Regions from separate parts of the Homo sapiens genome. Here region 1 is linked to region 2. The links are chromatin loops, found by intact Hi-C in ENCODE. Cell type or tissue: Calu3. All regions are shown on one strand. Each heading gives the region's core, and the rest is flanking DNA. Links, peaks and the distances in the headings are about the cores only.

Region 1 (15,443 bases), core at 7,444-15,443, 65 kb after region 2:
TTCTAGCCAAATGTGTCACTTCTCTATGAGTCTTCAATGGTTGCTTTTGTTGTGAGACTACTTGCTTCTTTCAACTGGAACCATAGCTACCAGTAGAGAATAATTACACTGTCACTTGATACTCTTCCATTTTACCCTTACCCACAGTAATCACAATAAGGCAGAATTCGTCATCTAAGAAAACTTGACAGTTCTGACAACCAAAGAAAAGTATTTTCTTATCAGAATAATTAAAAAATAATACTTGATCCCTTAAAATTAATGGATTTCTGGAAATTAGAAAGTCTTTCTTCGGGTCTTTTAGAAATAATGCCTCCTAAGCTTCTTGCTGTGTGTGTGTGTTGGGGGGTGTTAAACTGGGCAAGTTAAGAAGTGAAGCTGAGTAAGTTTAACAGTCCCTTTCACTGCAGCCCTTGCCCAAACTGTTTGTCTTTCTTGCTGCATATGTATTTCAAATCTATTACTTCAAGTGGGGGATTGTTAACAAAATGCCTCAGACATCAGCCCTTGTTTCTTCTGACAGTCAATATCTAAATGCTATGTTTAATCAAATTTTTTTCTCAGTTAGAAAATCTACTACTTATTTAAAATAATTTATAAGCATAATATATTTGATAACTGAAAAAATTCTACTCTGTGTAGACAAGTGATTAAACTTATCCTGTATTATTGGACAGCTATTTTGTTTTTACTTTTGCACGATTATTACTAATCACTTTTACTTAAATATGTAGTCCGTATTTCAGTATCTAAAACAGTACATCCCGTAAAATATTGGTTGAATGAATGAAATTTCTTAGATTAGATACTTATAAATGAAATTACATTATAGAATTTAAATATTTTAAGATCTTTAATACACGTTGCCAAAACTTTAAAGAAAAAATATATTTTACATCCTGAACACTGATCAAATTTACTTTGAAAAAATATATATTTTACTAATTTTGGTAAGTTAAAAAGTTAGATCAAGTTTTAATTTACATTTCTTGGACAACGACTAAGGTTGATTTTGATTTTTTTCATAAATATTAGTCTTTTGGATTTCATCTTATGTATTGGTTCATATCCTTTGCCTGTTTTTTTCTAATAGGGTCCCAGGGTGTTTTCTTACCTACTTATATAAACATTTTACATATTAATTACATGAATATTTTACATATTAAACCCTTTTGTTAGATATGTTAATAGTTTTTTTTGCCAGTTTGTCATTTAACTTGTATTTCTTTAAATTTATTTAACAAAAATGTTTTTGACTTACAATATTTTATTTTCCTTTGTAATATTTTTCATGTTTTTCATGTTTAGAAAGTTATAATACTTCTTCATCTAGATGGAGATAAATATTATCCTATAGTTTTTTCCTTTGTATATGCTAATTGTACCTTTAATTCTGATTTTAATTATACCTTTAATTCTGTATTTCGGAGAGGGGGGGTTATTAACTTTTGAAATTATTGTGTGGGTATTGGTGTGAGCATGAGTATGAAGAGGATATGAATATGATTCTTGGTTCTTTACAGATGACCTGTTCATTATGTGTGTTGTTTATTTTAGGTTGTTTGTCTCTCTATCAACGTTTATAGAAGCTTTTTTTGAACCCATATTCTTACATTTTATCCATCTCAAAAATGAAGTTCTTTAATTTTAGGATTTTTTTTTTTTTAGTTCTTTCTTTGATTTCCTCTACTCCTTTTCGTCTGTGTATTAACTCCTCTTATTTAGATATTGGACCTTTCATGGATTAGACCTCTAATGTTCACCTGTTTTCCCCTCCCCCAAGTTTTCTATTCCTTTATCACTATATTTTATCTTCTAAAAAATTTCTTCATCTTTATCTCTAAACTTCCTTTCTCTTTGTCTTTTTCATTTCTCCAATCAAATTTTTAATTTCCAGTGATCATTTCTGTTACCTGAGAGTTCCTGCATGTATGTACATTGCTTTTCTTTCTTATTGTCTTATTCTTGCTTCATGGGAGCATTTCTTCTTTTACCTCTCTAGAAATACTAAAATCTCAATGGTTTTTGAAATTCTGTTTTGTTTTTCTCCCTGCATGGTCTGTTTCTTTGAAATTGACTTTTGTCCTTTTTATCTTTCTTTCTTTTTTTTGCTTTGGTCTCTTTCATATTTAAGGCTTTCCTCACATGTCTGGTAGCCTTTAGTAATTGCCTTATATAAAAAAGTACAGCACAAAAAAGGCAGATTAGAAGCTCAGGGTACATGAATTGTTTTAGTGATTATGCTTCCCTGAATGATATTCTAACTGGGCTGTTTCCTAGGTGAACTCCTAACACTGATATTTCTAGAGCTGGTCATATTCAATGCAAAAGATGCTTCAGTCTTTCTCCTGGAGAGTACAGGTCTGACTTCCCTCCCAAATGGCAAAAGAGGCTACACATTTCTAAAAGTACCCTACTTGTACAGTTCACTTTATCAACTTATTTTCCCTATGACAACCACACTCTCAAAAGTATCTGGAAATTCCCAGTCCAGAGGCCACCTTTTTCCTCACTCTAGAAAAAATGAAGCTCAATCTTCTGCCAGGGTGTAAGAGGGGCAGTTTATCCAGCTGCTTAGAGGAGGGTGGGAACCTAGGGCTCTGTTTTGTTAGACAGATTTCAACAAATTCTCCTTAGCCTCATTTTAACTGTCACTCCCAGAGGTACCTAATGCCATGACATCCTAAGCCTTTTGGGTTCTGTAGAGACAATTGTGTTGCTTCTTGGCTTTCCTCATTGCCAATTTAGGACTCAACTTTCCAGTGTTTGATAAATCAGTTTACACTTGTCCATCTGCTTTCCAATTTCCAAAACTGGCCACTACCTGTTTTCCTTTACCATTTTCTGTCTTTGTAAGTTCATTTCTTAAAACAAAAATCCTGTTACTGTCACTTTAGTGAGGTTTGGAAAGGGAACAAAGTAAATGATTGTGTTTAAACCACATCTTTATTGCTTCTTGTTTCCCAAATTTCTCTCTCAATTTTCTTATACAAACGTAGTTCCAGTCAAATGGTCCTAATCACTGTCCTTGACTCTATGCTTTTCTTCCCTTGCTTCACTTATCTCTTCCTTCTCTTTTCTAAGTTATAAACTCTGCCTTCCAGACCAATCTGAGGCTCTCCTACATCAGGGTTCCTTCTATACCAACCTCAGACCTTGGTGAGAATTCTATCTTCTATACTCCATGAGTGCTACATTTATTTGGTGCTTAATACAAGCTGTTGAGGTGGCAGCTCTCCAGAATGTGTCTTACTTGACAAGCAGCTTTCATCTCTAATGGGCACTTGCCTTAAGGGAATAAGTCTCTTCCATGAGATGTGCTTGCTTCTCTCTCCAAAATATCTGCATGTCTCTGACCCAAAAGCTTTGACAGACCTTTCCTCATAAGCTGCATGAGAAAAGGAAGGTAAGGCTGGGCATGGTGGCTCACGCCTGTAATCCCAGCACTTTGGGAGGCCGAGGTGGGTGGGACACCTGAGGTGAGGAGTTCAAGACCAGTCTGGCCAACATGGTGAAACCCTGTCTCTACTTAAAATACAAAAATTAGCTGGACGTGGTGGTGGCCTGTAATCCCAGCTACTTGGGAGGCTGAGGCAGAAGAATCACTTGAACCTGGGAGGTTCAACCTGGCGGAGGTTGCAGTGAGCTGAGATCACGCCACTGCACTCCAGCCTGGGCAAGAAGAGTGAAACTCTGTCAAAAAAAAAAAAAAAAAAGAAAGAGAGAGAGAGAGAGAAAGAAGGTTAAAGGGCAACTTTTCCTGTACCTTTTGTGCCTACAAATGCCAATATTTGGTGTGGACTTCTTTTTATGAACATCTAGAGGAGTGTGGATATAAAGGAGAAAGACACACGGCAGCAAGTATCAGGCATGGACAGCATAAACTGTGACATAAAACCCAAAGTTTGGGACTTGGCCTTTAAATCCAGCATCTTAAGTGCAGCATTATTATTTCATTCTGACATATAATAAATTGAACATGGGATTATTAACCTCATTCAAATCATCTTTATTTTCATCTGTTGCATGGATACTGCAGCAGTAACAGTGGTATCTGGCAGCAGAGAGAGGCAGGAGCCAGAAGTCTTCCTGCTGAATCCATCTACAAGGACACACCACTCCATTGAGTTTTAAGGAATTATCTAATATATGCTTCTTTGGACTGTCAATACATTTTAAATACATGTCTTGAGTAGCATGTAAGTTTGGACTTACATGGACTCTCCCAGAGATTCTGTAAACTACTCAATAACCTTTTTAGCTTTTTAAAAAAATCCCCTTTGGCTTAAAGTGAATTCTATATACATGTATAAATTTTTCTTTATTCTGCAGTTAATAACTGTCTCATTCTTTCATTTGCTTGGCTTTACACTTTATATTAATTCATTCCCAGATTCATTTCCAGAAAGGTAAATCTCTTCTAAATGCATAAAACACATCTGGTACTGAATCAGATTTCTTTTCTCAGAAATATTCTTACTGGAGCCCTCAGATGCTTACTTAAATCTAGACTGATGAGTCTTCAGGTTGTTGCATGACGTGCATCTTGAGGTTTCTAGTCATTGTAATCCTGGGGGTTCCCTTTCCCTCTCTATTATGTTAGATCCTGATTCCCCCCATCTCAAGTCTCCTTCCTGGTTTACTCCCTTGTGTTGGTAAAGCATATCTACCAGAAGCATCCTTAGAAGCTTCATTAGAGATTATTAAGTAGCTCACAGAATCTTCAGCAGGACCAGAGACTAGGGATTGGAGCCTGTGTATCCAGGAACAATATCCAGATTACCCAACAAACAATAGTTAGATATTCCTATATATCCTCTGGTCAAAGACACCAAAGACTCTGGGCAAGGGACATTTCCAATTAGAGTCTAAGCTACTGCTGCCTCTGAAAGGTCACTGTCTCTCACTGCCCTTCTCCAGGAACAGATCCTTCATGAAATCTACTTCCTCATATTTCTTTACATTATAGTCCTCCATGGGAATGTCTGATTGGAAGAGTCTAGGTCATATCTCTATGTCTTCACTGCAATAGGTGCTGGATAATTGAGTTCCGGCTTTGACCTTGATGAGGCAGGGGTCATAAAGTTGGAGGTTTACCGAAAAATAAAAAGGGAATTTAAAGTTATTTGATGGCCACAAATATCACAACTCTCTCCCAAAGTATGCATGTCTGAGTCTGAAAATGTCTTTGTTCTATCCTCATGCTTTTCTTTCAGGATTTTCAAGACATTGTTCTGCTGAATTCTACCTTCCAAAAATCCAAAACCTGTTTTCTGTTCCTTTTTGTAATCTGTCTTTACTCTCTAAACAGTATTAGCATATTCTTCTGTTCCTTGTTTTCTAAGATTTCATTAAGATATAATTGGTAAGTCTTCTTTGTCAATCATTGTGCTAGAATTTTCAATATAGAAACTCATGTTGTTCCTTGCTGTGAAATTGCCTCACATTATTCCTTTGGCATTCCTTTCTATATTTTCAGTTTTCTCCTTCTCTGGAAATACCAGTAGACAGCAAATACTGTTAAGACAGCAACCTCTTGATTGATCCTCTAATTTTCTTTACTCTCCATTTCCTAATGCTTTTTCTTTTGTTACTATTTTCCAAACCTTCTGGCAATTATTTTTAATTTCCAGGAATTTTTTTTGTTCTCTGAATATTCCTTTCATCATATATTTCTGAAATTTTCCATGGCTGCAGATTTTCTCTTCTCTAAGTATTATAAGAATTTTTAAGTTTTATTTGCTCTCTACATTGTGTCTGTTTCCTCTGAGTTTGCCCTTCCACAATGTCTTTGTTTCTGTCTTTCATGTTAAACGTTTTCCTCGTATGTCTAGTTATTCTTGGCTTGTATTTGAGTCAGGCACTGAAGAGTTGCGTTTGCTATGTATGACTGGTAGGCATCACTGAGAGTGCTCCTACAGGAACCTATTCATTTCCTTTGAAGATGGGGGCACCTGTCAGTAGTTGAAGATAAGACTATAATGAAAAGACTCTACATTTATATGTTTATCTCCTTTGATATTGGGGCCCAAATTTGTGGTGTCCGAGTTTTTGTTTTGAGAAACAAAAACCTGCATTCCAACCAGCCAGAACTGAAACCTTAATATTTTATCAAATTTGCTTCAAGTAGTTTTTAAACAACTTTATTGAGATATAATTTACACAACACAAAATTCATCAATTTTAAGTGTACACTTCAATGATTTTTTGTATATTTACAATGCTGTGTGACCATCACCAAAACCTAATTTTAGAATACTTCTATCACTTCAAAATCAAACCTTGTTCCATTTGCATTCACAGCTCATTTCCACCCCCAACTCCAGGCAACCACTAATCTACCTTCTATCTCTACAGATTTGCCCACTCTGGACATTTAATATAAATGGAATAATAAAATAGGTAATATTTTGTGTCCAGCTTCTTTTACTCCACGTTTTTGAGGTTCAACCATGTTGTAGTATATATCAGTATTTTATTTCTTATGACCAAATCATAATCTATGGTATGGATATACTGCATTTTACTTATCCATTCATCATTTGATGGACAATTGGGTTGTTTTCATTTTGGGACTATTACGAATAATACTGTTATGAACATTCATGTACAAGTTTATGTGTGAACGTGTTTTTATTTATCTTGGGTAGATACGTAGGAGTATAATTGCTGAGCCATGTGATAACTCCATGTTTAACGTTTTAAGAAATTGCTACACAGTTTTTCAAAGTAAATGTAACATTTATAACCAGCAATATATGAGGGTTCCAATTTCTCAACATCCACATCAATACTTGTTATTGTCTTTTTCATTACAGCAATTCTAGCAGGTAAAAAGTCGTAATTTTTGTGGTTTTTAATTTTTTGTTTTTTAAGACAGGGTCTCACTCTGTTGCCCAGGTTGGAGTGCAGTGGCATAATCACAGCTTACTGCAGCCTCGACCTTCCAGGCTCAGGTAATCCCCCTGCCTCAGCCTCCCAAGTAGCTGGCACTAACAGGTGCACATCACCATGCCTGGCTAATTTTTTTTTTAAATTTTTGGTAGAGACAGGGTCTCACTATGTTGCCCAGGCTGGTCTTGAACTTCTGGGCTCAAGCAATCCTCTCACCTTGGCCTCCCAAAGTGTTGGGATTACAGGTGCGAGCCACCAAGGCTGGCCTCATTGTGATTTTCATTTGCCTTTCCTTAATGACTCATGATATTGCACATCTTTTCATAAGCTTATTGGCCATTCATATATATATTTGGAGAAATTTCTATTCAAATCCTTTGCTTATTCTTTGTTTTCTTATTACTGTGTTGCAAGTCCTTTACTGGATATATGATTTGAAAATGTGGTCTCCAGGTCTGCAGGTGTTCTTTTCACTTTCTTGACTATGTCTTTCGAAGTGCACAAGAATTGAATTTTGATGAAGCCCGTCTTATCAATTTTTGTTGTTGCTTGTGCTTTTGGCTTTGTGTCTAAGAAGTTATTGCCCAGCTCAATGTCATAAAGATTTTTCCTGTTTTCTTCTAGGTGTTTTATAGTTTTAGCTCACATTCAGGCTCACAATCAATCTTAATTTTTGTGTATGCTGTGAGGTAGGAATCCAAGTTCATTCTTTTGTATGTGGATATCGAGTTGTTCCAGCACCATTTGTTTTCTTTCTCCATTGACTGTCTTGAAACTTTTGTTGAAAATCAGTTAACCATAAACCTAAGGGTTTATTTTGGACTTTCAATTCTATTCCATTGAACCGTTTATCCTTATAGCAATTAGCAATGTCTATTAGAGCTCTGTAGTAAGGTCTGAAATAGAAAAGTGTGAGCCCTCCAAATTCTTTTCTTTTTTTTCAAGATTGTTTTGGCTATACTGGTTCCTTTATATTTCTATATGAATTTTAGGACCGATTTTTAATTTCTGGGGGAAAAAAGCCAGTAGGAATGATGGTAGGATTGCATCAATCTGGAGATCAATTTGTAGAGCATTACCATCTTAATAATATTAAGTTTTCTGATCCATTGACATGGAATGTCTTTCCATTTAGCTTAACAATATTTTCTAGTTCCCAGTATATGTCTTGCACTTCTTTTGTTAAATTTATTCCTAAGCATTTTGATCTTTTTGACACTATTGTGAATGGAACTGTTTTCTAAATTTCGTTTTCACATTGTTCACTACTAATGCACAGAAATCAATTTATGTATATTGATCTTGTATCCTGCAACCTTGCTGGACTTCGTTTTTAGTTTTAGTGGTTTTTAGCAAGCTACCTAGGACTTTCTATATATAAGATCATGCAATCTGTCAATAAAGATAGTTTTAGTTCTTCCTTTTCAGTCTGAATGTCTTCTTTCTCGTGCCTAATTACCCTGGCAGTGTAATGCTGCATAAAGTAGTAAAAACAGATATCCATTAAAAATCTTGCTCCTGCTACAAGTATTTTTAAGTAGAAATAAATAAATATTTCAGATGAAATGGGATTCCTTCTCTGATCTGAATCTTAAATCCTGTTCTCTCTCCCCCTGCCTATAAGCAACTACAGTCATGAATAGGCTACACTGTCCATGTTTGGGTGTCCATCAATAATACTGTTTTGTGTATCTGCTATTTTTTTTTTGAGACGGAGTCTTGCTGTGTTGCCCAGGCTGGAGTGCAATGGCACGATCTCGGATCACTGCAACCTCCACCTCCCGGGTTCAAGTGATTCTCCTGCCTCAGCCTCCCAAGTAGCTGGGATTACAGGTGCCTGCCACCAAGCCTGGCTAATTTTTTTTTTTTTTTTTTTTTTTTAGTAGAGATGGGGTTTCACCATGTTGGTTAGGGTGGTCTCGAACTCCTGACCTCAGGTGATCTGCCCTCCTCGGCTTCCCAAAGTGCTGGGATGAGAGGTGTGAGCCACCATGCCTGGCCTGCTATTTTTATTTCATATAAATAATTTTAGGCTAAATATGCCCATTTTCTACAATTTTTATTTTTATTCATTTATTATGAGAAAGGGACTGGTTCTGTTGCCCAGGGTGGACTGCAGTGGTGCAGTCTTGGCTCACTGCAGCCTCCCTCTCCAAGGCTCAAGCCATCCTCCCACCTCAGCCTCTTAAGTAGTTTGGACCATAGGCGCAGGCTACCATGCCCAGTTAATTTTTCTATTTTTTGTAGAGACAGGGATTTGCCATGTTGCCCAGGCTGGTCTCAAACTCCTGAGCTCAAGCAATCTGCCAGCTTCAGACTCCCAAAGTGCTGGGGTTACAGGCATGAGCCACTGTGCCTGGCCTCATTTTCTGCAATTTTTAAATTCAACATTAACAGTTTCAAGATATATTCATATATACATACACGCACATATGCATAGGTACACATATGTATATATACATACATACACATACATACACTATATATGGTCTGTTATAAAAATATATTTTATTATTGCACTTTCCTATTGGTGGGTATTTACATTACTTCCAGTGTTTCCTATTACTTTCAGTGCTGTGTGTGTTCTCTTTCTTATATGTGACAATTTATCTAGGGTAGATACTTTGAATTATCATTTCTAAATGATAAAGAAACAACATTTTAATTTTACTAGGCAATGTCAAATTGCTCTACCTAGTGGCTATCCTAATAAACCTATGTACTAATAGGAGTTTCTGTTTCTCCACACCTCCAGGTGCATTTGATAATGTCAACTTTTCAGTTGTTGGCAATTTGGTAAAATGATTTATCTCCTTTTATTTTATTATTGTAGTTGTTGTTGTTGTTGTTATTATTGTGTGACTTGTTTACTGGTGAAGTCAAGTAATTTTTCACTGATTTATTTCTTTTGTGGGTTTCGGTTTTCTGAATTACCAGTTATACCTTTTGCCGATTTTTTCCAGTTAAATTGCTTTCTTTTTCTAGTGATTTTTAAAAGTTCTTTAAATGTTTGGGATAATTTTATGTCTATTGTATTGTTGCAAATAACTTATCTCAGCACACCACCTCCATTTACTGTTTATGTTTTTTTGATATTTGAAAAAATTAAATGTAGTCAAATTTATTGATCTTTTCCATTATGATTTGTGCCTTTGTGTACTATTTAAGTAATCCATGTATTCTTTGGGGGTCAAAAAGATCATATTTTCTTGTCATTGTTTTCTTTGCTTTTCACTTTTATTTGTTTTGCCTATTTAGAATACTGTGTGTTATTGTAAGAAACAGAACTTTTTTTTTTTTTTAAGAAATCCAGTTGTTTGCCACCATTTTCCCCATTCAGTTGGAATCCTTTTCTCACATATGCTAAGTTACAATGTAAGGATAGATGTCTTTCTAAACTCTTCATCTGGTCCATTTATTTATTTGTACATTTCTATGCCAATGTTAGATTGTTTTAATTACTAAAGCTTTATACTTAGGATAATTGGTAAGGCAAGTCTCCATGTACTTATTCAACTTTTTTCAAAATTATCTTGGGTATATTTATAGAGTAAAACTTCAGTATTCATTTTAGAATAAATCTGTCAGGTTCTGTCAAATACTGTTAATTTAAATTGGGAATGCATTGAAATTAAAGGAAAATTAGAGGTGTATTTTCATAGCTCCTGCATTGATCATTCCCACCAATTAACTGGTATATTTATACATTTATTCAGATCTTGTTGCATGTATATCAATGAAGCTTCAGATTTGCATCAAAAAGATAATGAATCTGTTTTCTTAGATAAAACCTTAGGAACTTTATAATTTTTTGAGTGTACTGTACATGGAAATTTTTTTCTATTAAGTTTTCTTATTATTTATTGATCTTACATCCCTTTTCAAACCTTGTACCTCTTATTTCCTATTAGTACTATTAGCTTGGCCATTAATTCTAGAATTTTCCACGTAGATAATATTTTCTAGGAAAAAATCATAAAAATTATATCTCTTCTTTTTTTAATAGTCATGTCTCTTTTTTTTTTTTTTTTAGAAATAGGGAAGTCTTAAGTAACTAGATATGATCTCTAGCAAAATGCTGAATGTTGACTGAGTTGGTAGAAATTCTATACTCATCTAAGATTTTAATAAGAGTGGCTCTAAACTTTGACATTAATTATATCCTATCATTTACCATCTAAGCTGAGACACTTTTGAGAATAACAGAGACCCAAGGATGACAGGCATAAACCTGGACCCTACTGATCAAGCAGTTAAAAAGCAATAGTCATATAAAATTCAGTTCTGCCGAGCTGCAGAATATATATTTTTCCAAGTTCTATAAAAAATTTACAAAATTAACCATAACTGTGGCCATAAAACAAGCTTTAACAAATGTCAAACGGTTGAGAACAGTCAGAATATGTTATTTGACCACAAACAATGAAGTTAGTAATATCAAAATGATAACTAAAAAATTCCCAAATTTATAAAATAAAAAGTATATTTCTAAATAAATTTTTAATGAGAAAATAAAAAATGGAAATTAGAAAATATTTTGAACTAAATGAAAATACTACATTTCAAATCTTGTAGGATGCAGGTAAATAGCATTAAAAGGGAAATTTATAAATTTAAATAAATATTTAAGAAAAGGAAAAAGGTTAAAAAAACTAAATGAGCTAAGCACCCATCTGAGGAAGTCAGAAAAAAGTAACAGCAAAGAAAGAAAAAGAAGAGAAATAATAAGAGACCAGAAACTGATGAAATAAAAAGCCAATATAAAATATGATGAACAAAACCAAAAGTTGGGCTTTTTTAAAAAAGTCTAATAAAATTTAAAAGACTGGTGAAAATGAGGAAGAACAAAAATAGAAGGCACAAATAACCAATATCAACAAAGATAAAGAAGTCATCACTACAGATGCTGCAGACATAAAAGAGACAACAAAGAAGTATAAACAACTTTATGCCAATACAGTTTAACATTTCAATGAAGTAAATACATTTTTAGAAAAATATAACAGTGATACTGACAAAAGAATAAACAGAACAATAAATATATCCATAACCCTCAAGGACACTGACGCAGTAGGTAAAACTCTTCCCAGAAAATATACTCGAGGCCCAGATGGCTACACCAAGAAATTTTAGTCAACATTCAAGAAAGATATTCCAATCTTAGATAAATTTTCTCAGAGAATAGAAAAAGAAAGAATACTTCCCAATTCATTTTATGGTACGAATCCCCAACAAGGATACTATGAGAAAAGAAAATAGGTCAATCTCGCTTATGAACATAGATGGAAAAATCCTAACTGAAATCTGAGCAAATTGATTCCAGCAATATATACATCATGACCTAGATGGGTTTATTCCAGTAATGAAAGGATGAAACTTTAAAAAATAATAGTGTAATAGCACATATTAACAAACTAAAGAGAATCTCATTAGATGCAGAGAAAGTATTTGATAAAATTCATCAATTCATCATTCTTTCAGCAAATTAAAAATAGTAGGCAAAAATCTTAATGAAGTGCATCTATCCAAAACCTTCAGCCAAATCATACTTAATAATGAAAGTTATACGTTTTCCCTTGCAGATCAGGAAAAAGACAAGGATGCTTGCTATCAGCATTTTTATTCAACATTATCTTGGAAGTCCTAACCAACATAAGAAGGCAAGGAAAAAAGAAGGAAAACAGAAAAGGAAGAAACAAAGCTGTCACTATTGGCAGATGACATGATTGTACATGTGACAAAATCTGAAAGATCTCTGAATAGACCCTTTGAATTAATAAGAGAGCTTAGCAAGTTCTCTGAATTTAAAATAGCTACATATAAAAATCAATGATATTTCTACACACCAGCAACAATGAGACAACCAAAATTTAAGGAAGACGCCATTTATAATAGCATTAAGCATTAAGTAACAAGACTAATGCTAACAAAAATTTGCAAAATTTCTATGAAGACAACAATATGAATGTACTTAGAGAAGCATATTAATATAAACTAAAGACATCCTAAACAAATGGAAAAATATAACCTGTTAATAGATTTGAAGACTTAGTATTGTAAAAATGTCATTACATTTTTAAGAATGTTTTCTTAATCTGTAAATTAAATATTATCACAATTAAAATTCCAAAAGTATTTTTGTGGAACTTGACAATTGGCTCCTGAATTTTATAGTAAAGTCCAAAGGGCCAAGAATAGCAAAGCCACTCTTATAAAAGTGGGACAAGGTAAGAATATCTGCTCCATCGGATTTCAAGGCCCCTTCTCCAGCATGCCACGCACAAAAATGAATTTCATGTGCAGCTATGAAACCTTTAGAAGATAATACCTGAGAATATCATTATGACTTCCCAAGTAGGGACATTCATAATCAAGAAATACCATGCATTAAGCAAAAAGGAAAAGAATGATAATTGAACCACTCTAAAAGTGGTTCCAAAAAGAGAAGCAGAGAAGTGGCAAATTGTATATGCAGCACAAATAAGTGACAGAGAACTATGCCTAAACTTAAGAAATCATAGAAATCCATAAAGAAAAGATGATTCAATAGAAAGATTTAAACAGATACCTCACAGAAGAAGAAATCCAAATGGACAATTAACATGTGAATTAATAATCAGGGAAATGCAAACTGAGACCTCAATGATATATCACTATATACCCACCAAATGAGCTAAAATTGAAAAGCCGGACAATCAAGTGTGGTGAGATTATAGAACAAGAACTCTCATCTCCTGTTGATGAAATATATATATGAAAAATGCACACACATGCACCTTTGCACATTTACAGAAATGTTCATTGTGGCATTATTTGCAATTATCACTACAACGAAAAGATAATTACTAGAATTAACAAGTTATGGTGTGTATTTTTATACAATGAAACTCTAAATAGTATATCAGAGCTACAGATAGCACACATTAAGTGGGAGGAATAAAGCAAAAACATAAAGGAATACATATTCATTTACATAAACATTTTGAACATTTATATAAAATTTAAAAATTGGCAAGACTATTATCATTTAGAAATGCACACATTGGGCCAGGTGCGCTGGCTCACACCTGTAATCCCAGCACTTTGGAAGGCCGAGGCAGGTGTATCACTTGAGGTCAGGAGTTCGAGGCCAGCCTGGCCAACATGGTGAAACTCCATCTCTACTAAAAATACAAAAATTAGCCAGGCATGGTGGCACGCACCTGTAATCCTAGCTACTCGGGAGGCTGAGGCAGGAGAATCCATTGAGCCTGAGAGAAGGAGGTTGCAGTGAGCTAAGATTGTGCCACTGCAGTCCAGCCTGGGTGACAGAGTGAGACTCTGTCTCAAAAAAATAAATAAATAAATAAAAAAGGAAATGCATACATTGGCATTTGTTGAAATTTGGGGAGGGCTTTATACTTGATTACTTTTTGTAAATATTCAATGTTTATTGAAAAGAATATATATTCTGCTCTGATTACAGTGAACTTTTTACATGCACATAGAAATACAATAAGCATACATATATAATGCACACATATATGTACACACATATAACTTATATAGTAGATCAATGTTGTTGTTTGCTTGATCTGCTCGTCTGAGAGAAATTTATCTTAAAAAAATTCCCACCATGATTTTAGATTTGTCACTTTTTCTTACTTTTGCTTCATATTTTCTCAAGTTATGTCATTAGCTGCATACATGTCCGATAGTAATTTTCCTAGTGGATTTTTCTTCGTAATATAATACATGCACTTCTTTGTCCCTATTAATGTTATTCAACCTAAGAATACTTTTGCTAACTAACATTGCTACATCAAGGTTTTTAAATTAGAATTTGCCTGGCATGTCTTTTTCTATCTCTATTTTCTACATTTTAGTTTTTTAGTTTTAACTATTTTTAATATGTTTGATTTTAATTGTCTTCGCAGTAGTACACTGGTCAGCTGGTGAGGTATTTATGTGATTAGATTAGATGAGAGGTGAGTAACTTATGACATTATCCAGTAACCCAGCCTGGACCATCAGCAAATGATATTTCATTTGGAGGCTGTCTCCAGGAAATAATCTCTCTAAGCCCTAGAATGTCTTCATTTAAAATCAAGATTTTGTTGGTAGAGGGCTAGACACTTTATTTTTATATTCTCACTTGTCAAAACATCAAAGAAAGCACTAGTTTTTTATATTAGAAAATGTGTCATTTTCAGGTTAAAAATTTGAAGTAGATTTCATTATTTATGTTACTTTATTTTAAAATGTAATTTCTGACATGTGGGCATTTTTTTTTTCGTATTCCTATTTAAAAGCCACAAAGAAACATTTTTAAGCAAAATGTTCACATTTTGTGGGCCAATAACTTGGTAAATGAGAGTTTAGTAGAATTGGAGACAGTGATTCAACTGGAAGAGATGGAGAGAGTTGGATTAGAGTTGTGATTGGATTAGGGCTGATTTAATTAGGATTTTGATGGTACATATAAAGCCTGATCTCATATGATTTTTTTCATTTAGAGATTCTCTCCCGAAAGAAAGTCATATTTCTGGGTCTTATCATATCTTCATTTG
Region 2 (14,852 bases), core at 1-8,000:
TCCCTGGACAATGTAATCAAAGGCACAGTGACACTGGGAGGAGTCATAGGGACAACAAGAGGAAGACTACTAGCAGTGCTGTCGAGGGATAGCAGGCAGGGGCCAGGGTGCATGGGTTCATCAGGATCCAGTGGGGGCCCCAGGGGTTGAAGATCAGGGGCACAACAGCAGCCAGAAGCCTTTGCAAAATGCGGAAGGCCACCGCTCAAAGGTGCGGGTTTGTCTGTCAAAGCTTCATCGGCGAACTGGAGCTGAGGTTTGCGGCCTGGAGCTCTGCTCCCTGTCCCCACTGAGAGGCGCCTCTTAGCTGCAGACTGAACAGTTGTCTCCTCAGTCCCCAGTTCTCGAGGACGACGACCACGGCCTCGACCACGACCTCGACCACGACCACAGCCACGACAAGGACCCCACCTTCCAGTGGAAGGGGGAAGAACCCAGGCTGACGTCTCCAGGGCTTGGATTGCAGATCCAGGCACAGCATCGGTACCACCGCCCTTTGGGTTGTAACAGAGCCTTGGGGCCACAGTCCGTGTGGGACAGCTGGTTATGTGGTTCCGGAGATGCCTCAGGCCCAGAGCAGCTCTCCTAAGTGCTATGTCCTCCCTCCAGTTGCTCGGCTCTTGGCTTTCTGCAACCCTGGGCTCCATGTAATCCACAACAGTCAAGTCTTGCCTGTGTTTCCAGAGCTCATAGCTCTCGGGTTGCAGGATGCGCACGAAGGCATCCATGGAAAAGGTCACTCTCGCCTCGCCACAGCTACACTGTGAAGCCACTTTACCATAATCAATCCATCGTGGAGTGGCAAAGTTGATGGCCTCTGCGCAGTTGAAGCCGTGATTGAAGCCAGCATGGTAGCCATAGGGAAAAGTCACCATGAACTCCCCAGCCTCCTGAGTCATGCGATTGAAGGGGATCCCATTCTTTTTGAGAACTGTAGGCGAGATGAGGGCCACCTTGTGCCGCAGGAAGCCCTCACAGCCCCGGGAATTGCCTGGGAAGAGCTCCCTGGCCAGGCATTCCAGGCGCTGACCATGTTCTGGGGGCACCACGTACCAAGTTTTGGGCTCCCCAAAGTGCAGGTAGTTGATGCTGTAAAGGTCCATGTCCTCCGTGTGCCAAGCAAACGTGGTCTTCCACATGCCAAAGTACAGGTAGGGTGTGTTGACACCCTCGATGACAACCCCACATTCCTGCTCCAACAGGTCCAGAATTGTTCCCAGGTGTCCTAGGTTCCATTGTTTAGTGCTTTCTTCAAATAAGGAGCCGCTGATATCAGCACCATAAATTGGTGGATTACCGGGGTGGCTCTTCCAGTATCGTTGCTCCAAATCTGCAAAATTCTGGTGTGGCGGAGTCTGATATTTTTTACTGTTTGCCAAGTGGCGATACTGCCCCACCCTCATGGCTTTCTTCTTTTTATGGTATTGAGTAAACACACCTCCCTGCCCAGAGGTCACCTGCTGGAGGGGAGTGGCTATTAAGATGTCTTCAATATCATCATACATCTGTCTGGCTTTCCATTCCTTGGGTGGAATTACCTTGGCGAGGCCAGCTCGGTGTGCGCCTTGGGACTCCATGTAAGCAACATATGTGTTGAAATCTGCAAATTCTTCCATGGTTGGGTAAAACGTCATGATGGTATGACTCGTGTTCTGGGGACTGGAGTGCACAGACTTCATGGCTGCACACAAGAAGCAGCTGACTCCCAAGTTCTTCGGTGTCCTCCAAATGCCTGAGAGTGCTGGGGAGGAATTTCTTTTCTCTGCTTTGTTTTTTCAAAATACTTTGGTTTATCTGTGAGGGAGTAATTCACACTTGAACTTTTGAACAAGTGAGATCTTTCAGAGGCTTCTGACTTCCCAGGGGGACTCTGCTGTAGTCAGTATTTTTTTGTCCAAAGAAAATAGAATATGTCCCAGTGGGGCAGGCACCCCAGCTGGAGTCCCAGCTCCACCTGCAGCTCTGTGAGTTTCCTCAGTTGGGGGTGTCACTGTGAGGCTTCTCTTGATTCTCAGGCTTGGGTGCCCCAGTTGCTGGTAACTGCACTGTACCCGGGCGTCTCTTCTAGGAAATCAAATCAGTAAACCTAAATAACAACACAAAATACAGAATATTTGAAAATACATGTATAACCAGACAAAAGAAATACTCAGCTAGTATTAAGCTAAACTAAAGGGTATGCTGTGTTAACATCAGGATATAAGGTCAAATAATAAAACAGAAAAAGAGCAGCATCTAATCAAACTAAGAGTGAAAATGATCAAGTTTGCAAAGGAATGAATTAAGCAATCCACTCAAGAAACTGGATGCATTAACATCAAAGGAAACAATGAAAATAAAGACACAAGCAGAAACCATTGCAAAAGGAAACAGAACCTCCAATAGGAATGATGACAAAAAGCTAAAACTTGACTTTTTAAAAAGATGGTGAGAAGTAAAAAGCCATAGGCATGAAGAGAAAAGAAAATACAAATGAAACAATTGAGATAACTTAGGGGGCATAGCTAAAAATCTTGCTGAGATGTTTTAAAAATTTTAACTGAAACTTATGAGCAACTTGAGTGAGAATAATTTTCTCAGTAGGACAAATATCAAAAAGTGCTCCAACAGAGAAATAAAATGACCTAACTTCCACCAAAAACTCACAATTCCTGATGAAAATACTCCAGGACCCAGAGAGAAGGTTTCCTCTTGGTAGCTGAACTCCAAATGCAGCCCCACGTTGCAAAGACCCTGGCTTTATACCTGGGCGGCATCCTAACCCAATCAGTGCCCAGCTAATGTAATCACTGGGCTGGGTCCAGATTAGGCATCCCACCCGTTTGTGCCTCTCCCTTTTGTTTTACATTTAAATCCTATAACAATGCTAAGTGATTAAAAGTCAAGTTATGGGAACAGGGAATCTAAATAAATACTAAAAGAAACCGAGGGTAACAATATTAATATCCAGTGTATATATAAGATCCAAGAGGGACATTTTATAGTTAACGAAAAAAAATTCATAGAAAAATATTATAGGGATGAACTTTATGCACCTAACCACACAACAGTGACACACTGAAGCCAAGACTGAGAGTTGTTGTAAGGTCAAACAGTAAAATCTGCAATCGTGCTGGGAGTTGTGTGTGTGTGTGTGTGTTTAACATTATCCTTTCAGAAACCAATAAGGTAGAGCAGAAAATTAATGTTTAGTAATATGTACAAGCTTAAGAACTTTGAGGATAGAGATTGTAACAATTAAAAAGCAAATGTGAAATGCTTTTCGGTACATAGGTAACGTTTATAATAGATAAATTTACCAATATAGGACTACAAAGTAAATATCAAATAAAAATTATATTAAATGAATATACTGGCCAAAATGAAATGAAATTGAAAGTCAACAATACAAAACCTGAATCCAAATTTATTTGAATCCATATTTATTTGAAAATTAATATGCACATTTCTAAAATCCTATTGATCTTCACTTTGAACTCAAGCAGTGAGTAAAAACAAAATGGAACAAAATTCTGCAGAAGAAAATGAAAGATAGAAGTAATGATAGAAAGATAAAAGGGAAAATGTATACTAAAAGGTGATTAATAAAACTAAAATCTGATAGTTTTTTAAAGAAAAAATACATAAGTGGAAGTATTGATAAAGAACACTTTCTAGACCTGGGCAAGTAATATACAGAAAGAGCCCAAAGCATTTGTAGCCATGGAAAATAAAAACTCCGTAAATACACACAATAAAAAATGCGGTTACTTCCAGTGGGACAGAAGGAAAACAATTCCCAATGGCCAAATCTCCAACAAATTGAGCAAGAAAATATGTAAATTGAATTATAATCCTAAATATGAAATAAATATCTATGAGTTCATACTGATATAAATTAAAGATTAAGTAAACAAACAGCTGAGAAGTGACAAAGCTCTCTTTCCTAAGAATTCTAAACAAATTAAATTAATTAAAATATTGTCTATTTTGAAAATGTTATGACCCTATATAAATATAAATAGAATTGTGTTTTATGTATTTTCATGTATTTTTTGTGTGGCATTTCCCTCATCTATGTTCTTCTGTACAGCTGTACTTTGTCTTGTTTCCTTGCTGTAATTTATTCAATGGTATAAATGTTTGCGTTTTTAATGGGTATTTAGTTCCTTTCTACTTTTGACCTCTTACAAAAAATGTTGCTCTGAAAATGCTTGGACATGGATAGCGCTTGGGGCTCACATGTACTCCTGTCTATGAATAGATATCTTGGTCACAGAAGGCAGTCAGGCCTCCATATCCTCTGGGTTCAGCAGCAGTGGATTCAACCAACCGAGGATCAAATGCATTCATAAAAAGAAAGAAACGGTGAAAAATAATGGTACAATAAAAACAACAAAAAATAGAGTAAACAACTACTTGCCTGGCATGCTAACCCAAGATTGAGCTTTCTAGAATTTAGTAAGATGGTTCTTACTTTTCTAGCTGCCCTTGTCTTGTCTCCTATTTGCTTTTCTCCAGTTTAAGATACAGGCAGTAAAACACATAGATCTTAGGTCTCCACTTTAGTGAGTTTTAAAAATTATATACACCCATGTAATCAACACATAAAAGATGTAGAACATTAGCACAGCCCCATAGGATTCTCGCAGGACAGAAGCTTTCCAGCCAATCCCAACTTGCCACCAGAGGCAACCACTTTCTAAGTTCTATGATTGCAGGGGACTATGGCCTGATTTGGGAATGAATAGGAATGGAATCATACAGTATGTATTCACTTGGATTTTGCTACTTTTCCCATATGGGATGTTTGTGAGATCATCTATCCTGTTGCATGCACCAGCAGTTCACTCCTTTCAATTGATGAATAATATTTTAATACACTATAGTTTTTCTACTCATCTTTTCAGAGATATATGGATTGTTCACAGTTCTTCATTCTTACCAATTGAGCAGATACCTAGAAGGAGATTTGCCAGAGACAGATGAGTGTGCAAGTTTATAGAAGACTGACACAGTTTTTCAAAGGGGCTGTATGATGTCATATTCCCACTAGCAATGCATGTGAGAAACCATTGCTCTGGACATGAGACTGTTCCTCTCAGAGCCAGAGTGCATGGTTCCAGTAAATCCAGGCATAAAACAGGGACTCATTCATCATGCCAATGTAAGATGTTTGCTTTTTGTCCTCATGACTTCTGGTGTTCAAAGGAACATGTTTTCAATGGAGTCACAACAATAATGCCATACATAGGAAGCTGAGATTCCCAAATGGCCATTTCAATCTCCTCACATCACTGAATAACCATGCAAAGAAGGAATATAATTTCAGCAGGGTGGTGATTGATCTTTATTCTCTCAAGGAAATATGCCATTTAAACACAAACCTAAAGTACACTTGCAGGTCAGGTTTACTATAGAGCATACTCTAAGACGTCAGCACCAAGATCTTTCTTAAAGAGTGTCCTTTGGATCCGTATCTGAGAAAGGGAGGAGGGGGAAGCAGGTGTGAGCACAGGGAAATGTCGATCTGTGGGTTAGAGCCAAAGATAGGCAGCCGATCCTGCAGGGAGCTCTGGAGCTCAAATGGCTTTGCAGGTTGTCCTGGGTTGAGCAGAGATGGTGAAGCTTTATCTTCCACTACCGGGAAGTCATGGGATGTTAGCCGAATTGGGAAGAGGCATGGCCTTGGGTGAGGCAGCTCTCTGCAGCTGAAGGCTGTCTGCCGACTGCAGTCCAGAGGCAATGAGGCTTTTACCTATCACATAAAAGTTTATTCCTTGGTCATGCAAGATGTGCTGTGGGTCCAGCAGCTCTCTAGGGCTACTCCCTTCCTGTGAATGCAGCATGCTTTCATCTTGTGATTCCACCATGTCAGTGTTAGCTTTAACCTCATTTCCGCCAGGCATCTCACTCCATCCTCCTCTGTGCCTGGAGTCTCTGAGTTCATCTCTCAGGTTGAATTTTCCAAAGAATAAACTTCCTTCTCTTGTTACATTAGGAAAGACAAAGTTGCCTGAATGAATGGAAGAGGCAGGAAGGTATGGGTTTTTCTGCTGTTTATTGAAAACTTTAGAGAAGCACCAATTTCTGATTACTCTAACTTTAAAATTTCCTACTGAAATGCTGATAGGGGAAGAAAAGAAGGGTCCTATTACGGATAGTACTTAACGAGCAAGGTGGCTTTCTTCTCAGAATGTTTCTTTCTGTATGAAAACTATCATTTTCAATTTCCAAAATATGTTCCGTCCACTTTTGTGCACTTCCTTTTTGTTGCTGGTTTTAAAGACAGAGTCTGGCTCTGTCACCCAGGCTAGATTGCAGTGCTGCAATCATGGCTGACTGCAACTTTGACCTCCCAGGCTCAAGTGATCCTCCTCTCTCAGCCTCCTGAGTAGCTGGGAATACAGGCGTGTGCCACCACACCCAGGTAATTTTTTTTTTAACTTTCTTCTGCAGAAACTGAGTTTCACTATGTTGATGAGGCTGGCTATGCAATTTCAAAACTAACAATTAAGCCTAAGCAACTGTCACTCTCACTTGTATTATAAATGGTCAAACTGCTTCTCCTACTTGCAAACTCTCCATAGAGCCACTAAGCTGATTATTTAAATGTGTCAATCACATCTTGTCAACTGCTGTTTTAAGCTTCTGATGCCTTCTCACTTCAAGTTGAAGGAACACCAAATAATGCATTTAACTTGAAACATGAAGCTCTACATGTTCTGTCCCCAGACTCTCTCCCTTCCCCTCTCTGCCCGAGACACAAGTAAGCTTCTTTTGTATTCCTGGAAAAAGAAAATCACTAATTTCCATGGTAGGTCTATTGTACTTGCTGTTCCCTGTAAGTGGAAAATTCTGCTCTGGACTTTCCGTTTGGTCAACTAGGTCTCAAAAAAGGTCTCCTGCTCTGTGAATCCATCCGGAACCCACAGCTCAGGCAGCCCCTGCCCATTCTTCTCTGTCATCTAATCCTGTTTTAGTTTCTGCACAGCACACATTGCTGATAAAAACTGTCTTGCTTACTTAGTGAGGACTTGTTTATTGGACTGAGCCAATGAATTAACAATGTCAAATAACCCACAGCTTTGAAAAGCCAGTGGAATTTCGCTGTTTTGGCTTGTGTTTTCCTCTTATCTAAAGCTTGCCCAATAAAGAATATTCACCTTTCAGAAAAAAGCATCTCTACATTTTCTATTTTTAAAACTAATTTCTAGTTTTATTGCATGGTATTGATTTTTTCTTTTTCTTTTGATAAATTATTGATGTTTTGTTTTCATCCTAATATATTGTCTAATTTTGTGAATCATTCATTAGCACTTGAAAAAGGTGAGTATTCTCTATTACCAGGTGCATACATTGTACCTTGTTAAACTTGTTTGTTTTCTATATCTGTATATGTGTCCATTTCTTTTCTGTCCTCAACACAATAAGTGACTTAAATTCTCTGGTTTTTCAAACACTACTCCAACTTGTTTCTTACCAACTATAATTTTTCCTTAATCAAACTCACATGGGTTCTAGGCTAGATCTCAACCTTCTGGCCCTAAGCCTGCACCATGTCCTCGTGGAGCTTGTTCTGAGGAGGAAAAGAGGAGGGAAATGAGACTTTACCAGGACTTTCTTCTCCACCTCTGTGGTACAATCCTCTCTGGACCCTGCAGCCCATGCCCGCCCCTCCCGATTTCCTCCTAGAAACACAAGCCCAGCACGGAAAACTCCGTGGGTAACCTTCTCCCAAGTACTGCCTGAGCCCAGCACAGGGGCCTGGGACACCCACCCCTGGATTCTCTGGGCAAGTGCTCACCCTACGTGGATACAGTCAGGACTTTGGCAGCCTCTGAGACCAGAAAGCCAGGGAGAAGGAAGCCCACTAGAAGCAGTGCCCACTACCCACCCACGCTCACTCTGACAGAAGCACACAAACTTTGCACTGCCCGTCCTGTGCCAGGTAAAGGGATCTCGTGAGCTTCAGTGCATGTACAGTGCTGGCTGTGAGCTTGGCAAGAGCTTCCTGGCTCCACACAGCCACCTGGTCACCATGCCCAGCTTCCCACAGAGCCACATGGTACCCATAGTGAGTTACCACTAGCAGGAATAAAAAGATGTGGAGCACACCTTTCCCCAGGCTCTAACTGACTATTTGAAGAATGAAAATTCTGTTTCAAAGCCACAGAGACATCCATGATAAGGGGATATTGAAAGAAACTCTAGACTCCTAAACCTGGGACATAGGATAGAACTGAGAGATCCATGAATTCTCCCCCATAGTAATAAATGTTGGTGTGCATATAGTTGGTAGAGAAGTACAAGGTATGTTGCTGTCAGAAGTTTCCCCAAATTCATGAGAAGTGACACAATTAACTTTTAATCTAACATTTTAATTTCGTTTAAATTTAATTTAATTACAATTTTTGAAATTAAGATGATATTAAAAACTAATTTACTACAGATATATATCAGATCTCCAGTCAAGGCAGATGCAAAGGCATATTAATGATGTCCAAGGAAGAATATGGAACTTCTAAAAGATGATTAAAATGGTTTTACCAGGGACTCACACAGACACTTTTATACCAGTGTTCATAACAGCACCATGCACATAGCCAAAAGGAGGAAACAACCCAAGTGTCCATCCATGGATGATTGGAATAAGCAAAATGTGGTGTATACATATGATGCAATATTATTCAACCTTGAAAATGAAGGAAATTCTGACACATGCTGCAACATGGATGCACCTTGAGGACACCATGCTAAGTGAAACAACTAGAAATAAAAAGACAGATATTATATCATTGCGCTTATATGAAATACCTGAAATTTATTCATTTTATGTTAAGATCTACCACCCCTCTTTTCTTTTGCTTGCATTTTCCTTGATCTAGTTTTGCCCATTCTTTTGTTTTTCAATCATTCTGAATCACTTAGCTTTAGGTTTATCTCTTTTATAATAGTGATTTTAAAATATGTTTTCAGGATATTCCTTTCTTTACTTGGTAGATACACACTAGGAAAAATTAATTTAATAAACAGGAGACAGCCTCTGGTAGCCTTGGGTATATATTAGTTCTTCAAGGTAAAAGAGACTGAGACAATCCCAGGCTCAAATTGTGCTTGGGTGGAGCCTTCTTTGGCTAGTAGGGTTAGGTTATGGTCAGAGGGACAGCCACATTTGGCAATATATTCAGTAGCCATGGGTTCAAAGGATTAAGATAATGTATCAGAGGCACATAGCTCCAAATTCAGAGGTGCGGCACTGTCTTGCTTCAGCCCCAGGAGATGAGTCAGGGCCCAGCATATTCTGACAACATCAGTTGGGGCCAAGACCCCAGAGGTATAAGAATGGTCCATTGCTACAACCTCAGCCAGGTTCAAGGGGCTTTGCACTCTCCAGCAGCATCTCTGGAGAATCTTCTCAGCATCATAATGATGTTGGGAGGAATCAGTGGAACATAGTCAGGGTGGTTCAGTGTCATGCTGTCTGGGGATGTCGGATACGCACACATCAAAGCATCAGATCCAAAGTCTCTCCAAAGGTTGAAGATGGGGGCACTGCAGCTCCTGGAAGCCTTGATGGGATACTGAGATGCAGGCATGAGAGATACAGGCTTGTCTATCAAAGTTCCATCCCAAGTAGGGGCAAAGCCCCAGGATCAAGAGCTCTGTGTGCTGTGCCACTTGGTGGGAGACTAGAGGATCCCCTCCTGAGCTCCTAGTTCCTGAAGAAGACCACCATGACCACCTCTTCCAGTTGACAGGCAGAGAACCAGGGCAAACAGACCCAAGATAGATGGTGGGCCACGGTGTGTTCTTGGGAGCCTCTGGGGTCAATGACCTTTGGATGGGCATCAGTTTCCTGGGCTGCCACGGGGAACCAGGGAAACTGCAACTGTACATATGGGCTCAGTGGTAGGTCCCACCATCCAGGACCACAGGCCTAGAAGAAGTCAGGTCCAGGGGAGCTTCAGTCCGGGTACAATGTCCTCCTGCCAGGTAATGAGCTCCTGGCTGGCCAGCACCCTGGGCTCCCTTTGATCCACAATGGCCCCATCTTGCTAGCTTTTCCATAGGTCATAATGATCAGGTTTCATGATGTGCATGAAGGCGTCCATGGAAAAGGCCACCCTGTCCTCCCCACAGCTACACTGAGGGGCCATATTGCCATAATCTACCCATCCTGGGTGGTTAAATTGATGGCCTCTTTGCAGTTGAAGCCTGTGTTGTAGTCATAGGGAAATGTCACTGTGAACTCTCCAGCCTCCTGACTCATGCTATTGAAGGGAATCCCATTCTGCATGAGCACGGTGGGCACGATGAGGGCCATCTAGTGCCACAGGAAGGCCTCATAACCCTGAGAACTACCTGGAAAAGCTCCCTGACTGAGCATTCCAGGTGCCAACTATGGTTTTGGGGCACTGCGTACCAATATAGGGGCTCTCTGAAGTGATGGTAGTTGATGTAAAGGTCCATGTCCTCCATGAGCTATGGAAAGGTGGTCATCCACATTGCCAAAGTACAGGTAGGGTGTGTTGACACTCTCTTCGATGAAAACCTCATATTCCTGCTCCAGAAAGTCCTGAATTGTTCCTACGTGTCCAGGATTACATTATTTACTGTTTTCATCAAATAGGAGGCTGAGGTTCTTCCGGTATTTTCTTTCCAAATCTTCAAACGTCTGGTGTGGTCGAGTCCAGTATATTTCAGAATATTTGAAGACAAATGTGTGACAAACAAAATGCTGAGATTTAAGCTACCTTAGTAACTTAGTGACGCCACGCAGGCTTCAACCACAGCTTTAACTGTACAGAGGCCATCAGTTCCACCACCCAGGATGGATCGATTATGGCAGATTGGTATGGTGTGTTAATATCAGGATTCAAGGTCAAATCATAACATATATAAAGAGGAGTATCTAATTGAACTGAAAGAAAAAAATCAGCAAGTTCAAAAATGATTGAATTTAGCACTCAACTCAGTAAGCGGGATGAATTAAAATAAAGGAAAGAAAATAAAGGTATAAGCAGAAACAATTACAAAAGAAAATATTACACCCAGTATAGGTAATAACGAAAATCAAAATCTGATTCTTTGAAAAGACCTTTAGAAGTTAAAAATCACAGGGAGGAAGAGGAAAGAAAGAGTGTACAAAGAAACTACATTGTGATAAAATAATAAAGCACATAGCTAAACCTTGTAGAGTTTTTTTTAATTATAATTGAATCCTATGAGAAACTTGGTAACATAATTTTCCCAAAAGTACAAATAGCAGAAAGTATCCAACAGCAAAATAAAACCACCAACTTTCTACAAAATATTTCTAGTTTTATTTTGAGAAAAGGTAACACCAAGAAAACATTTTAATTCAATGATAGAAACACGGTTATAGTAAGAAATATTCATAATCAAAAACATACACCATGTTGTAAGTACCTACAGTTACAAACCATTTCTTCCATAACATTCCCCATATTTTAAGTTCATGTATGTTGACATGATCAGATTTGCCATTTAACAGAATAGGGAGGGGGAAGAGGTGTGATTATCATATCAGCTAGATGTGCTCACTGCATGCTCTATTATTTCTCTTCCAGGCCTGGGTGACTGGAAGGGCAGTTGACAGGCATTTTAATAAACTGAACAGCCATTTGTTCTTCAGGACAGGGCTTCTTTTTTCAGGAGCAATCAGAAGAAAACAGGAAACAGCTCAGCACTCTGCACTGCAACAGGCCACCTTAACAGCTAACCAGCATCACTCAACTGCTATGCAGCCGGGCCTGGTACACAAAAACACAGAAGAGATTAGAATTGTGTTTGCTCAAAACCCGGTCTTTTCACCTGAAAAATCTTTATACAAATTTGGGTCATATTACCAGTTAGATATAAAGGTAATAACATTACACATATACATTTATACCGCCTTTTGTAAGTTTTTAACTTTAAGGAATGAAGGCAGTTTTGAGGCAATGCCGTGACAGCGTTCGGCTGTGTGTAATGGCTGCACACATTTCTTAAGAGACAGGAGGCCACAAATTAGGTTACCAACCTGTTCATTTCAAACCAAAAATATCAGCACTATAGAATCAAATACACGCTGGGCGAAGAGGCTCACACCTGTAATCGCAGAACTTTAGGAGGCCAAGGTGAGCAGATCACTTGAGCCCAGGAGTTTGAGGGCAGGCTGGCCAACATGGCGAAACCCCGTCTCTACTAAAAATCCAAAAATCCAACAATTAGCCCTCCGTGGTGGCTGGCGTCTGTAATTCCAGCTACTCCAGAGGCTGAGGCCTGAGAATTGCTTGAACCCAGGAGGTGGAAGATGCAGATGGCGCCACTGCACTCCAGCGTGGGCAGCAGAGCTCGACTACATCTCAAAAATAAAAAACAAGCAAAAAAGACAAATATAAATTTTCCCCTCTAATACCCAAATCCAATCTAAAGTCATTCACCTCACTAAATTACAAGAAAATTTGAAAACAAAAAAATGGCACATAAAATGAATCTTGCCATCTGATGCAACGCTTCAAACTGGTAAAACAGGTAGACAAATATCACCCAACCGTTTCATTACGCAGTCGCTTCTTCCAGTGACTCTGCTTCCATGGACTGAGTATGGAGTCCTTTTCCCCAAGTCCTCCATCACGCGTTAGCTGATGATCATTTTCCTAGGAGGGCACTTGTCCTTTTTCCCCTTCAGGAGACTTGGGAGGACTCTTGGATCGCGACCTGGACTTGGATTCCCTCTTGGATGTCGGGGGAGGACTCCCGGACGTAGATCTAGACCTGGACCATGAGCAAGATCTGGAGATGGAGGAGGACTTGGATCTTCACGGAGAGCTGGATTTGGAGGTTGATGGAGATGCAGAGTGAGACCCAGACTTCGAGTGAGAGCGGCGGTAGGGAGACCTGCTGCGGGAAGACCGGATGTAGGGAGACCTCCTGTAGCGAGATTCCCTGTAGGGAGATCGGCTGTAGTGATGCCGGCTGTAAGATCGACTGTAGGGAGATCGGCCGTAGCGAGATCCCCTGTAATGAGATCGTCTGTAGGGAGATCGGCTGTAGCGAGATCTCCTGTAGATAGACAGGCTATAGCGAGACCCCCCATAGTGAGATCTGCTGCGGGACCTAGAGTAGCTGGGACCCCGGGATTGGCTGCGGTGTCGCCCCCTGGGGCTGCCGCTCCGCCGTCCGTAGCGGCCGCCCCAGGACCTGCCGCGTGGCTCTTCCTGGCTGCTGCGAGGCAGGTCCCGGCGGCCATAGCGCGCCATCCGCACACGCAGCTCGCGTTCGTCCAGCACCGCCCCGTCCATGGCGGCCTCGGCGTCTTGCGCGTCGCTCCGGTCGTGAAAGCGGACGAAGGCGAAGCCCCGGGGCGCCTTGGTGTGGGGCTCCAGCGGGATGTACACGTCGCCCACGCGCCCGTACTTCTCGAACACGCGCCTCAAGCTGTCGGGAGAGGTGCGGTAGGTCAGGTTGTCCACCTTGAGGGTGATCATGCCATCCACGTCGGGAGGGGGGCGGCCGCAGCTCATGGCTCCGAGAGCAGCCCGGGCCTGGAAACTGGCGCGGCACTGGGCGCTGGTGGGGCGACCTGCGTTCCTCTCTTGCGGTTGCGCCCCGCGTGGGGACGCCAGGAGAGACCTGGGGGAGAGGCGGGCGGCCGAGCTCCGCAGGGAGCGCTCTAGAGCAGCAATTCCCAAATTCCCAATTTCAGGCCGAATACTCCAGGACCCAGAGGAAGGTTTCCTCTTGGTAGCTGAACTCCAAATGAAGCCAGGTCCCGAAGATCCTGGCTTTATACCTGGGCAACATCCTAACCTAATCAGCGCCCAGCCAATGTAATCACTGGGCTGGGTTTACATTAGACGTCCCACCCTCCCATAACCTTCCCTTTTATTCTACATTTTAAATCAATCTTAAAACAACGCTAAGTGATTAAAAGTCAATTTATGGGAACAGGCAATCCAAACAAATATTAAACAAAAGAAACCTAGGGTAGCAATATTAATATCCAGTGTATTGATAGGATCAAAGAAGCACATTTTATAGTTAATGAAAAGAAATTTCATAGGAAAATATTACAATATTACAGTAATGAACTTTATGCACCTAACCACATGGCACTGACCATAGAGAGCCAAGACTCAGACTTAGATGGTAAAACTGAAAAGTCTGCCATCATCATAGGAGATGTTGGTTTTTTTTTAATGTAACAGCATTTTAATCGAAACCAATAGTGCAGAGAACAAAGTTAGGAATCCTATATAATTTGGCTGGGCGCGGTAGCTCACCCAGCACTTTGGGAGGCCAAGCACTTTGTAATCCCAGCACTTTGGGAGGCCAAGGTGGGTGGATCACCTGGGGTCGGGAGTTCGAGACCAGCCTGGCCAATATGGTGAAACCCCGTCTCTACTAAAAATACAGAAAATTAGCCGAGCGTGCTTGAGGGCACCTGTAATCCCAGCTACTGGGGAGGCTGAGACAGGAGAATCGCTTGAACCCTGGGGGTGGGGGTTGCAGTGAGCCAACATGGCGCCACTGCACTCCAGCCTGGTGGACAGCCAGACTTTGTCAAAAAAAAAAAGCTATAGAATTTGCCAAACAAACTTAACAACTGTGATCATTGTAACCTGCAACTACCAAAAACCAAATGGAAAATGCTTTTCAATATGTAGAACACATTTACAAAAATTTCCCAGTGCAGCTACAAATAAATATCAGTTACAATTCCATAAGTTAATAAATTGAGCATAATCTTGACCTTGTTGAAATAAAATTAAAGGTCAAAAATTTAAAAACTTAATCTGACTATATTTATTTGAAAATTAATATCCATATTTTCTAAAAACCTATAAATCTTTGTGTTGAAATCC

Evidence for each region. Peaks named below come from ENCODE experiments on the same cell type or tissue, not always from the same donor. Only the 100,000 strongest peaks of a DNase experiment are listed, where the experiment ranks them.
Region 1: it touches region 2 in a loop (3.0-fold over the local background); 4 of 110 quality-filtered maps call a loop at or near these places.

Annotation. Positions count from the first base shown.
Region 1 is chr11:94,978,026-94,993,468 of GRCh38, reverse strand. All of the region lies in intron 2 of KDM4D (lysine demethylase 4D), which reads right to left. It also overlaps the pseudogene LOC100422440. Among named protein-coding and RNA genes, the nearest start is that of KDM4D, 12 kb to the right of the region's middle. In Calu3, for the core only: no CTCF peak of the experiment used is centred there; no DNase peak of the experiment used is centred there.
Region 2 is chr11:95,036,249-95,051,100 of GRCh38, reverse strand. It overlaps KDM4F (lysine demethylase 4F), which reads right to left and starts at 1,679. Exons shown (of 1, transcript NM_001413755.1): 1 at 1-1,679. The coding sequence starts at 1,679. LOC107984375 (a long non-coding RNA gene) reads right to left here and starts at 12,135. Exons shown (of 2, transcript XR_001748334.1): 1 at 12,094-12,135; 2 at 11,138-11,756. It also overlaps the pseudogene SRSF8BP. RefSeq lists a silencer at 227-391. In Calu3, for the core only: no CTCF peak of the experiment used is centred there; no DNase peak of the experiment used is centred there.